Linked DNA regions of Homo sapiens: region 1 is linked to region 2. The links are chromatin loops, found by intact Hi-C in ENCODE. Cell type or tissue: mucosa of descending colon. All regions are shown on one strand. Links, peaks and the distances in the headings refer to the core of each region. The heading gives the core; the rest is flanking DNA.

Evidence for each region. A loop is a pair of places that touch in the nucleus more often than their neighbours do. Peaks named below come from ENCODE experiments on the same cell type or tissue, not always from the same donor. Only the 100,000 strongest peaks of a DNase experiment are listed, where the experiment ranks them.
Region 1: it touches region 2 in a loop (9-fold over the local background); 2 of 110 quality-filtered maps call a loop at or near these places.

The regions. Positions count from the first base shown.
Region 1 is chr14:55,973,705-55,979,091 of GRCh38, reverse strand. No RefSeq gene overlaps it. Among named protein-coding and RNA genes, the nearest start is that of PELI2, 140 kb to the left of the region's middle. In mucosa of descending colon, for the core only: no CTCF peak of the experiment used is centred there; a DNase peak (open chromatin) is centred at 2,791.
Region 2 is chr14:55,924,016-55,929,402 of GRCh38, reverse strand. No RefSeq gene overlaps it. Among named protein-coding and RNA genes, the nearest start is that of LINC00520, 130 kb to the right of the region's middle. In mucosa of descending colon, for the core only: no CTCF peak of the experiment used is centred there; no DNase peak of the experiment used is centred there.

The DNA.
Region 1 (5,387 bases), core at 226-5,225, 50 kb before region 2:
CAAGCATAATTTCATTTTAAAAACTCTCTGTGTATGTATATGCATATATATAGATGTTAAGAGGTACAGTCCCACACAAGCTGGCAGTCACTTTTGCTGGTTCTTTACCTATTGCTTTTAATAAATCATTATTACTTTCTGTGTACAGCCTCTCAGCCAAACTATAAATCTTTGGAAGATAATTGGCATCTACTTATGTAAAGCAATAATCATAGTGTATTTACTATTTGCTGAGTATTTGTTACATGGGAGACACTGAAATGGCTCTCTTAATTTTCACAGTAAGCCCAGGAAATATGTATTATTAACCTCACACTACAGATGAGGAAAGTTAAATAATATGTTCAACACTATTTTGTTAGCAAGGGTGGGCTGGGAATTGGAATTTGAGTTTTTTTTCTGGGTAGGGTCTCTTTAGGAATCTGTAAACATTTGCTAAATGAGTGAATGAGTAAGGGACTCTAAAACCTATATTTTTAATCTCTATGTTATACAGGACTAATTTATAGCCATGATAATAAGCCTTGGACATTGCATATGTTCCCTAACTGTAGGTGATTAAAATTACATAAAATTAACAGTTGTCTTCAAAATGTAACACTAAGGGAAAAAAATCCAGGAAGCTGCACAAGTAAGGGGACCTATGAGTGGAGGTTCCCTACCCTATACACTGGTCATCTTTATAGCCATCACTGACCACCACCGTTCCCTAGGTCTGAACGTGGACTCCAACAGGCCGCACCTATCAAGGACTGGCCAAAAGAAATAGATCGGTTTCGCCTTGGGCCATTAAATTCACACATCAAGATTATGTCTTCAGGGAACCGGAAGACATTGGCAGAGGACTTCCTGTGAGCAAGTCATGGTGCTAGAGCCTAGGGTTGAGTTCCAACCTTCTCACCCACAGTCTGGGTTCTGGAGTCCATTTCCACTATGTGGGATGCATCATTGCTATTAATATTTATCTTTCTTGGGATCTTATTAATGAGCCAATAGACTGATAAACACACTCAATCCATGCACCATATTCTTTGATATGATAAAGCTAAAGAAGCAACATACTGTTACTTGGCTAGAGGCTGCTGTGCTCTGCCACCTAAATGTGCGCCAACATTTCTCCATGGCTAAATTAAATGACTAGTGGGAATGAGAGTCCATTCACGTTTGGCTCCCCCCATCTCTTTTTCTTAGTAGTTACATCTTTTTAACTCATTTCTCCCTCAAACAAGTGAATTTTCCTTTCTATTGCAGGTAATCTCTTGAGTTCACTGTTATGTCCATTTTAATTCTTGCATTCCCTTATGAGATATTCATTCTAAATGAATTGCTATCCTGTCAGTTACATAGCTTGGCTCCTGGCATGGGAATTGTATTTCTTTAATGGCTTTATTCATCTAAACATATTCTTTTTAGAGATCTCCATTATACCCCAGTCCTTGGAGGGAGACCTGGCAATTGTAGAATAGGGCCTTTGGCTGCCAAGAGGCCTGAGAAACAAATCTGAAATATTTTAAAACTAAAAGAGCTCATGAACTGATGCGTGTCCTGGATTGACTGTTACTGGGCTCTCAGCACCAAACACAACACAAAACAGCAATTCTTCTTCTTGGCTGTCAGGGTGCCAAATGAGTTTTTTCTGTGCTTAAAAATGGACAGAGGTTTGCAGTAATTGAATGAAATAACGTACAATAATTTTAAATATTGTTCATTCGGAGAGAGATTAGGCTTTAATTAAATGGTGTCATTTAATATACCATCCAGCAGATACTGTAATTGGTTTCTTTAGCAGAGAACACAGTAATATCTGAGCTTTACTGAAGTGATAACGGTACTAATTTAGCTCAGTGGATACATAAACAGCATGGCTGCCTCTGACATCCCCAGTGAACAAGAAGTAAGCTATGATCATGACACCTGCACAACTCTTAATCAGTCATTTCTTTCTGAAATAAAATCAACAATCACTCAGACTAAACAAAATCTGTTTACATTAAACAGGTTTGATATCTGGGATTTTTAGGGCATTAAGCTGTTCATTTCTTTGAATACAAAAAGGTAGGGCTGTCTTCAAAGTAGTTATGAAATTACATGTCATTTTAGCAGGAAGAATTGCATTTATTATTTTTAAAACCTGATATAAATGCAAAATAGCACTCACCGGTCCGTTCAAAGAGGGCAGGCAATTTTCTGGCACCATAACAGTTGCATATTTTAACTCCTATCTTCTCTTGGTCATTTACAAGGACATGTTCATTTCCAGGCTTGGCTCCTGTTTCCTCATTGCTCATTCCTGAAACGTGATACAATAAGGTCCTATTGTCTTTAAGCCATTCTGCTTGACAATTCTGTACAAAGCCAGAAAGGAGGTTGGGGGTTGGGGTGGGGTGGGGTGGGGGAATTTACCTGAATCTAAATGAAAGAAACAAATTACCTTCCAAGATATAATGCCCCAGACATATTTCAAAGTCACCAGAGATTAGATTACATTCCTTTTCTAAATTCTTTGTTTGCGAAAATATATGCACTGCACCTAGGGATGGAAAACTTTCATTTCCCTGTTTGCAAATGACCGTCCACATGTTTATTTTGGAAAAGAATGGAAACATTGATTATAGCAAAGAGTTGGCTGGATTGCAGTGTCATAAAAACAGTCTGGCTCTATCACTGGGTGGAGAAACAGAACTGGCAACCACTGGATAGGGTCCCTGGGGTGTGACTCCACCTTTATAGACTTTCCAATGGGTTATCAGCGATTTGTCACAGCGCTCAGAGCTCCTCCCTGCCCCATCCAAACTCAAGGAGGAGGCCGGGTGTGGTGGCTCACACCTGTAATCCCAGAACTTCAGGAGGCCAAGGGGGATGAATCACCTGAGGTCAGGAGTTCAAGACCAGCCTGGCTAACATGGTGAAACCCCATCTCTACTAAAAACACAAAAATTAATGGGCCTGGTGGTGGGCCCAGCTGCTTGTGGGGCTGAGGCAGGAGAATCGCTTGAACCTGGGAGGTGGATGTTGCAGTGAGCTGAGATCACACCACTGCACTCCAGCCTGGGCAGCAAGAGCAAAACTCTGTCTCAAAAAATTAATAAATAAATAAACAAATAATTAAAAAAAAACTCAGGGTGTTCCCAGGCTCATCTTCAGAAGATGACAAATGTAACTGGGGACATAGGAATGACGATAACGCTTCCTATTTTTAAATTGCATCCTGAAAACTCAAAAATCAGGATAATCTCAACAAACTCAGGAAAGCTGGCAGCCCAAGTTGGAGAAAAAGACCCTGAGCTAAATAAAGGCTGCCCCAGAGGCCGCTTGTGTCCTCATGGTTAAAGGACAAACCATGCGGCAACACAACCCACATCACAGTCCAGCTGTCATGGGCCATTATATTAACTGATGGTATGAGTGAGCCACCAGGACTCCTGCACTCCTTGGGTTTTCTTCCTTACAAAGCAAACCACATTCACTGGACTGGAGAACAACCACAAGAAAGCTACTATATTCTGAACAATTAGGGCCTCTGCTTTGCTTCCCTGAAAATGACTCTTTAAGCCAGGGTCATCCAGTTGCCACCAGAGCACCATTCTGGACAAGGCCCCATTGACCTCTTTGCCAAATCCAGTGGCCTATTTTCAGTCATTGCCCTTCTTGACCTTTCTGGGACAATTCCAATGGTTAACTGCTGCCTTTCTGAACGCTCCCCTCCACCGGCTCCAGTAACTTGTGATACACTCTTTCTCCTTTTTGAGTGCCAGAGTAATTGTTTTAGAATGTGGATGTGCTCAAGTTATCCCCCTGTTTGAACCTTACATTGGCTTCCAGCTCCTACAAGATAAAAACCAAAACTCAGTGGCATAGCACTACAAAGAAAGCTACAAAGATGGCCTCAAACATCCTTCTATTCCTGCATTGTTGCCTGAAACTTCCTTACTGCCATCTGTCTACCTAATCTCTCTCTACTTATCTCTTTCTCCCTCTCTCTCTCAGAATTTCCTGTGATTATCTCAGCATTCTACATTTTCCCAAGTCTCTGGGTCTTCCTCCATAATGGGACTCAAGTTATGTCTCTAATCTAAACATGTAAACTTCCTCCAAGCCCTTTCTGGCCCATGCAGGTAAGGTCTGCTCTTGCTTTGCCTGTCATTGGCACCTTGCACAGAGCTTAACATGTTACAGGTATGTGACATATGTTTGCTGCAATGAGTTAAGTTGATGTCCCCAATATTTAGTCACACTGTTCCTCATGTCTCCACTGAATGTTCTGTGTATCTTAAGACTTACAAATTTTAACGTGGCCTTAATTAACTGGATAGGAATTATATCTACCAAAACTAAGATTTTGCAGGCCAAGGACCTTAGCCTGGTGCTTGGCACATAGTAGGCACCCAGGAAATATGTGCTGGGTGAGGGCAGAGACTCTGGAAAGTGGTCCTGGTGAGCATCCAGAGTGGATTTCCTTCTGAACTCCTGTTTTCTCCCTTTCTCAGGGTGGCATTTCTATAACTTTATCAGTGTCTCACAGCAGTCTGTTGAATTCTGTTTCCTGGATTCCTGCAATGACCCAGCAGTCTCAAAGCCAGCAAGGACCAGTGTGGCATTTCACCCACAGCCTCACTCACAGTCTCCTTCAGGGCACACCAGAGCCTAACACACACAGGATAAAGAAGCCTGTTCGAATCTAATCAAAGGACTGCTTCATAAGTCTTCATTTCCCCACATTCTCTGCATTCTCCTGCCTCCTCCCTTAGACACCCACCAGGAAATAACAGCAGCCCCACAAGCCTGCAAGATAAACCCACTGGGATGACAGCCATTCCCCACAATTGAGCACACTGCCTCGCAAGATGCCCATACATTTTGCATTAAACACAGTGCATTAAATTAAAAATGAAACTTAAGTTGTTTGGTTAATGGCTTTCCCAGGCCTGAGGTTGAGACCAGACCACTGATCCATCTCTTCAAGAATGTCAGCTGGTTTTGCTGCTTGCCAGACAGTGTTTAGCTATTATGTGGCACATGAAGCACTTTCATTCATTCTTAAACCTAATGTCCAATTAAGTGAGAAAGGGGATTCATTAAATAATTTAAACTAGATCCAAATTAAAGGGCAGTTCTCTCAGTTGTACTTGCAAAAGAGTCCAATTCAACTGAAAGAATCATTTTAAACCAACGTTTGTTTGGGATGTTCTCAGATATAGGTAATTTTAAATCAGCTCCATTTATATCATCTTTTCATAGGTAACTTAAGAAAATCTAGCCTGTGGCACCCACATACAACATTTTCTCCCTGCTAATGAATTAAACTTAATTCTTTGAAAAATTACACGAGTTTTGGTCAAAATTATATGTTCAGCTTTTACTTATGAGGACCTGTTACACTGGATGAG
Region 2 (5,387 bases), core at 53-5,052:
CTCTTCTGAGTTTTCACCTGGGTACGAACTACATTTCCCAGCCTCCTTTGAAGCTAAGTGTGGCCACCCAACTACATTTTCGCCAATTGGATACATGTGAAGTGATCTCTGCATGGAAGGGAAGGGGCACGCTCTTCCCCTTCCCTTTTCTCCTTCCTCCTGGCTGGAATACAGTCGGGATGGTACATGTGTGCAAAGAGATAAAAACAAGAATGTTCATAGCAGGACAATTTGTGATACAGCAAAACTGGTAACACCCCAAATGTCCATCAACAGGGGAAGGAATAAATAGATTTGGAAAATCTATACAATGGAAAACTATTCCATTGTAAAAATGAATGAACAACAGCTATACTTGTCAACATAGTGTAGAATAAAGCAAACAGGCCACAAAGCAATAGATAAATATGATTCTAGCTATATAAAAGAAAACCTAAATACTATATTTTAAAGGATGCATACAAGTGTGATAAGAAAAAACTATAAAGAAAAGCAAGGAATGATAAATTCAGTATTCGACAGAGTGGATACATCTTCACGGGAGACAGGAGAGATTCAATTGGGGAGGGATGCATAGAGGGCTTCAGATGCACTGGCAATGTTGTATTCTCAGTGATTACACTGGTTGTCAGTCTTTATTATCGGCTCTTAAATTGCATATATATTATATATTCTCTATTGTATATATAACATATTTCATAATAAAAAGGGTACTTCAAAAAATGGTTAGAAAGAAAACCACCAGATTTTTCGTAGACATTTATATCTTTAAAAGCCTATAACCATTATGGCTTATCTATTGTTTAATGTTTAACAGATTGAGTAAGTGCTTGTTACATAAAATTAAACTGGAAAAAATATTGTTAGGAAGTGGTTCTTTGATAAGCCTTGTCGTTTGGAGCAGGCAAAGGAGAGCAGGGGAGAATTAGTGGCAGCATACTCTAATTGCAGGATAAATACCATGAGTAATTAATTGCTTGAGTGCAACTTTTGCAACCAGTTGTTCTATAGTTATAACAAAGATCACCTTCTTCCATTAATCTTTACCTAGAAAGAGTAAAAAGTCACAAAAGCTAATGATTTATGCTCAACCTTGTCTCTGCCCATCCTCACCTGCTCAGGAGATGTTAATTAAACTGCCTATATTAGCTCCCCTGAGCTGCTTCCATGTTACACTTTTTTATCCCCTTCCTGAATCTGGTTCCTTTAAAAGGCTTTCAGTTTTTTCACGTAGGGGATCACCCCTCACAAGGCATTCTGAGGCATAGCCTTTATTTTAAAGGTCAAATTTCATTTCTTTAAAAGCTCTACACTTTTATTTTTCTATTCCCAACAATACAGTATTCATAAGGAACCAGAGGTTTCTTCATCTAAGGATCCAGAAGTAATGATCTACAAAACTTCATGTGTAAATCACCAATTCCTACCATAGCAAAACCTGTGCTCAAAATCATTTCTGCTGGCCTTGCTCCGTGTTCCATCTTCTGAGACGCTGGCATACTCTGGGTGGCAATGCAAACCTCTCCAGGTAGCCAAGCTGGGGCTTCACTGCCACCTGCTCCCATCTCCCTCCCGTCTGAGCCCCTCCTTTCCTCTCAAAGGTGACCCATATTCCAGGGGCAGCGGGCTGGCAGCCCCTCTTGATGAGCTTCAGTGACTTCCACACAGGACTCTTCACTCCAATGCTGTCACTGAGAATAAGTCTGTGACTCATGTCAGGGAGCACTTATACCTAGAGGACCAATTATTACAGCTGTGCATGGACTCCTATTATTAAGGTAAGACATCTTGGACTTTGCAGACTCCTTGAAATACCAAAAATTTTAAGATTTTGCCAAAAAAAAAAAAAAAGGTGGAGAGGATCAGGGGGAATTCACCACAAAGGTTGAAAAAACCACAGTATGTTTATAAAATACGTAAATTAGTATTAAATAAATGGTAGGGGCAATGAAGAGGGATACATACTCCCAAAGGGCCCTATTTACTCACAAAAGGCACCACTGGGCCTCTTGAAATGGCCCCTGGTTAGCCCAGGCAGGGTTAATTGGGACCCATGGTAGGAGATTTTCAGTCTTTCCAGGAAAGCAGCTGCTGGCTCCAGAGTGTCCTTTGCCCTCTGGTCTGTTTTGCATTTCCAGGTCAGAGGCCAGACTTCCCAATGAAAGGCTGCCTTTGGTCCAGGGGACATGCCCAGTCCCTTCACGCCCCGGGCTGTGAACTGATCTTATTCTCATTTGCATCCTCTTGGGGCAGAATTCAGACAGGCTGTGAATGATGTGAGTACTGGACAGCCTTTCTCTCCCACCTTGGGCTTTTTCTTCAAATAGACAAGTACTTTGGAATCAGGGCTTTTCTCATTTCTTATGAAGAAGGGCAAAGGAAAATTGGGCCTCACTGTCCAGAAAGGTAGGGAGCAGTAGCCCTACAGTGTGGAATGCTCCTAGAACAAAGCAGGCGCTCTTTAACCTTGTGGGGATGGTAGGAGGTAGAGAGACAAGATGATCCCACTGTCTGTGCATACACATTTTAAACTCCCTAAAGCTGGAATGCTGCCAGAGAAGACCTATAGCTTCCATCGCATGCTCAAAGAGTTCATCACCTAGAGTTTACAACCCCTTCTGCTAAGCATATGGGCTTCAGAGTTAGACAGGTATGACTTTGAATTCCTGCTGTTAGTCAGTAGCTTTCTGACCTTGGAAACATTAACTTCACCTTGAAGGGCCTCAGCTTTCCCATCTGTAACACAGAATTAATAATATATGCGTCGAAGATTTGCTGTGAGGATTAATCCAGACGGGGTATATAGAAGCACAGCACCTGGCATGAAGGAAGCGCTCAGAATAGGTTGGATATTATTACTATTATTATTACTATCCTGACTCAGACAGTACGTTTCTGCCATCAGAAAAGAGTACTTGTAAACCACAGAAGCACCACGTTCTTTGCTTCATAGTTTATATACCATCAGAGCCTGTGGTAGGTAGATCATGCAGGGAGACAAATTTACCCACAGGTGCTCTGGCTTTCTGTTTACTCTTCCTTTTCATACCCACCTTTCACCGGTGGGTGCTGCTGACCAGTGCCAGCTCCTGAATTTCCATATAGGAGGGGCTTACACGCTCCAGGAAATGGGCTCAGGTTTGAAGCTGTATTTACACAGTGCTCTCGGAAAAATGACAGTTGACCATATTGAAGAACGGGGCGCTGTGGGCAGGAGCAGAGACAGAGGTCATGTGGTGTATGCTCAAGGTCACCTCTGCGCCAGGGACTCACTCCCTGCTCACAGCCTTTGTTTTCTAGGAACTGCAACTCCCAGTCCCTCATGGAAATATGCCTCTGCCCTCTGCTTTAATTCTGCTCTGTGTGGCTAATCTGAAATGCAGTCCACCCTGGGGCATTAATGGCTGCTCAGATGTTATTCTCCTTAGGGGGAAACAGCGGAAAAAAATGATCCTATCCAAAGGAGCCCCTCCAGGGGTGGAAATAACAGGCACCGTTGTGAGCCAGTGAGGGAGAGTTTACAGACAGGCAGAGTGGAGCCAGCCTGGTACTTTGTTGTTCATTGGACAGTATATTTTTTCCAAGAAAGAGTCAAAGAAAGCTTGATCCCACAACCAGAAAGAATAAAGGGGTGGAGGTGGGGAAATAAACATGAAATGATATGAAGGAACTTCTAAAAGTGTAAAGAAATTTTAAAATGTAAGGAAAGGGTACGGGAGGGAGTTGTGGTGAGCCTGCTGTGAGAATTGCAGCTTGCAACCCCATTTAAAAATGAAAACAATACAGTGGTCCATGATCAGTGAACATTCTTCCAGGGACCCTTAGCACCTGAGGGGAAAATTTCCCCACCCTGCTTTCAAAGTAAAATTTTGTATGTGATGGCAATGTTGCTTAGGGTCTTTTGCTCTTTTTAGGTTTGTTCATAAAATTCCAGTGGACTGTTAGGCTCTTGGATTTGAATGTTCTAATGATTTTGTTTTTGAGATACTCAGGATGAAAATCAATCAAGGCAACTTTCAGCAACTGAGGAGTCCATATACGTCCACAGAGGCCAACATACAAGCTTCCCCTTAATCAAAAAACAACAACAACAACAACAACAACAGAGGTTTGTATAAAACAGATGTAACTGTCATTACCACCAAAAATGAGGAAACTTCGTGAATTGACAACATGGCAGAAACTGGCAATTGTCTCCTAAGACCCATGCTCCCTTCTTCTGTAGGAATAAAACACCTGGTTGTTAACCAGCACAGAGCCACGTGGTTAAGTTCTAGCCAACATGAAATGATCAGGAGTGATGTGTGCAACAGCCAGGCATTGCCGATAGAGGGAAGGGACAGGCACTCTATTTGCCTTTTCTGGTTTCCATGGGCTGAAATGCAAACATGGGTGTGAGACAGATTGGATGATGTGGAAGCAGGATGCCCTAGGAACGACAGAGCAGCAAGATTGAAGAAACCTGGGTCGCTGATACAGAGGAACTACCAAGCTAGCCCCAGACTGCTTTCACCTGAACTGTCAGATGAGCGACAAGTTCCTGTCTCCTCTAAGCCACCATAGTTTTGGGTCTGTGTTATAGCTGCTATAATCCACTAGAAGGCTACCGAGATAATTAGAACCTGCAGAACCTTCATTATCAGTTTTTCTGCTTTGAAAAAACACACTTATGAGAATGAAACCCTGGCAGTTTGTATTCCTAAAGGATTTGCTAGAATCTAACATCTTGGGAACTGAATGTAAATGTCTGCTGTTCTCCGTTACAATAGCACCTCCAATTAGCTTCTATAATCCAGAAGAACTCTTAGCAAAACCAACTGTTGTTTTCCCATTCATAAAAATATTTATGAATAAACACATTATTTTAAAGTCCAAATATAAAAGCACCAAGAAAAGAAAGGTTGAGGAAAGAAAGGAGAAAAGGAGAAGAAAATGAAAATATCAGCTGGATTGCATGGTAACAATAGCACAAAAATATCCATTTACTCCCTTTCCTTTTTAACCAATTTGTTGCAAGCTGAAATCACTATATTGGGATTTATTTGTTGAATGCCAGTAAACTTCAATGTGCTTCCAAAAATTAAAGGTAGCTGATGATCACAGACTGTTTTTTCCCATTCTATGTTCAATGGTGACAGGTCTGAAAGTTTCTGATCTCACAGGATGTAGATAGGTTCTAAAAAGGGAAATTGATGAGAGTTGCTTGGGCCAATGTTAAATGCCAATAAACTAGCTCCAGGCAACTAGTGACCAATCATGATACTTTTATTTTGGTTCCCAAATAATAGTCTTCAGAATAGGCTGTTGGATGGTCTTTTGGAACTCTGAAATTTTTGACTCCATTGCTAAGTCATAGAAAACAGAACTTTAGAGCTTTCGGAGGCCTT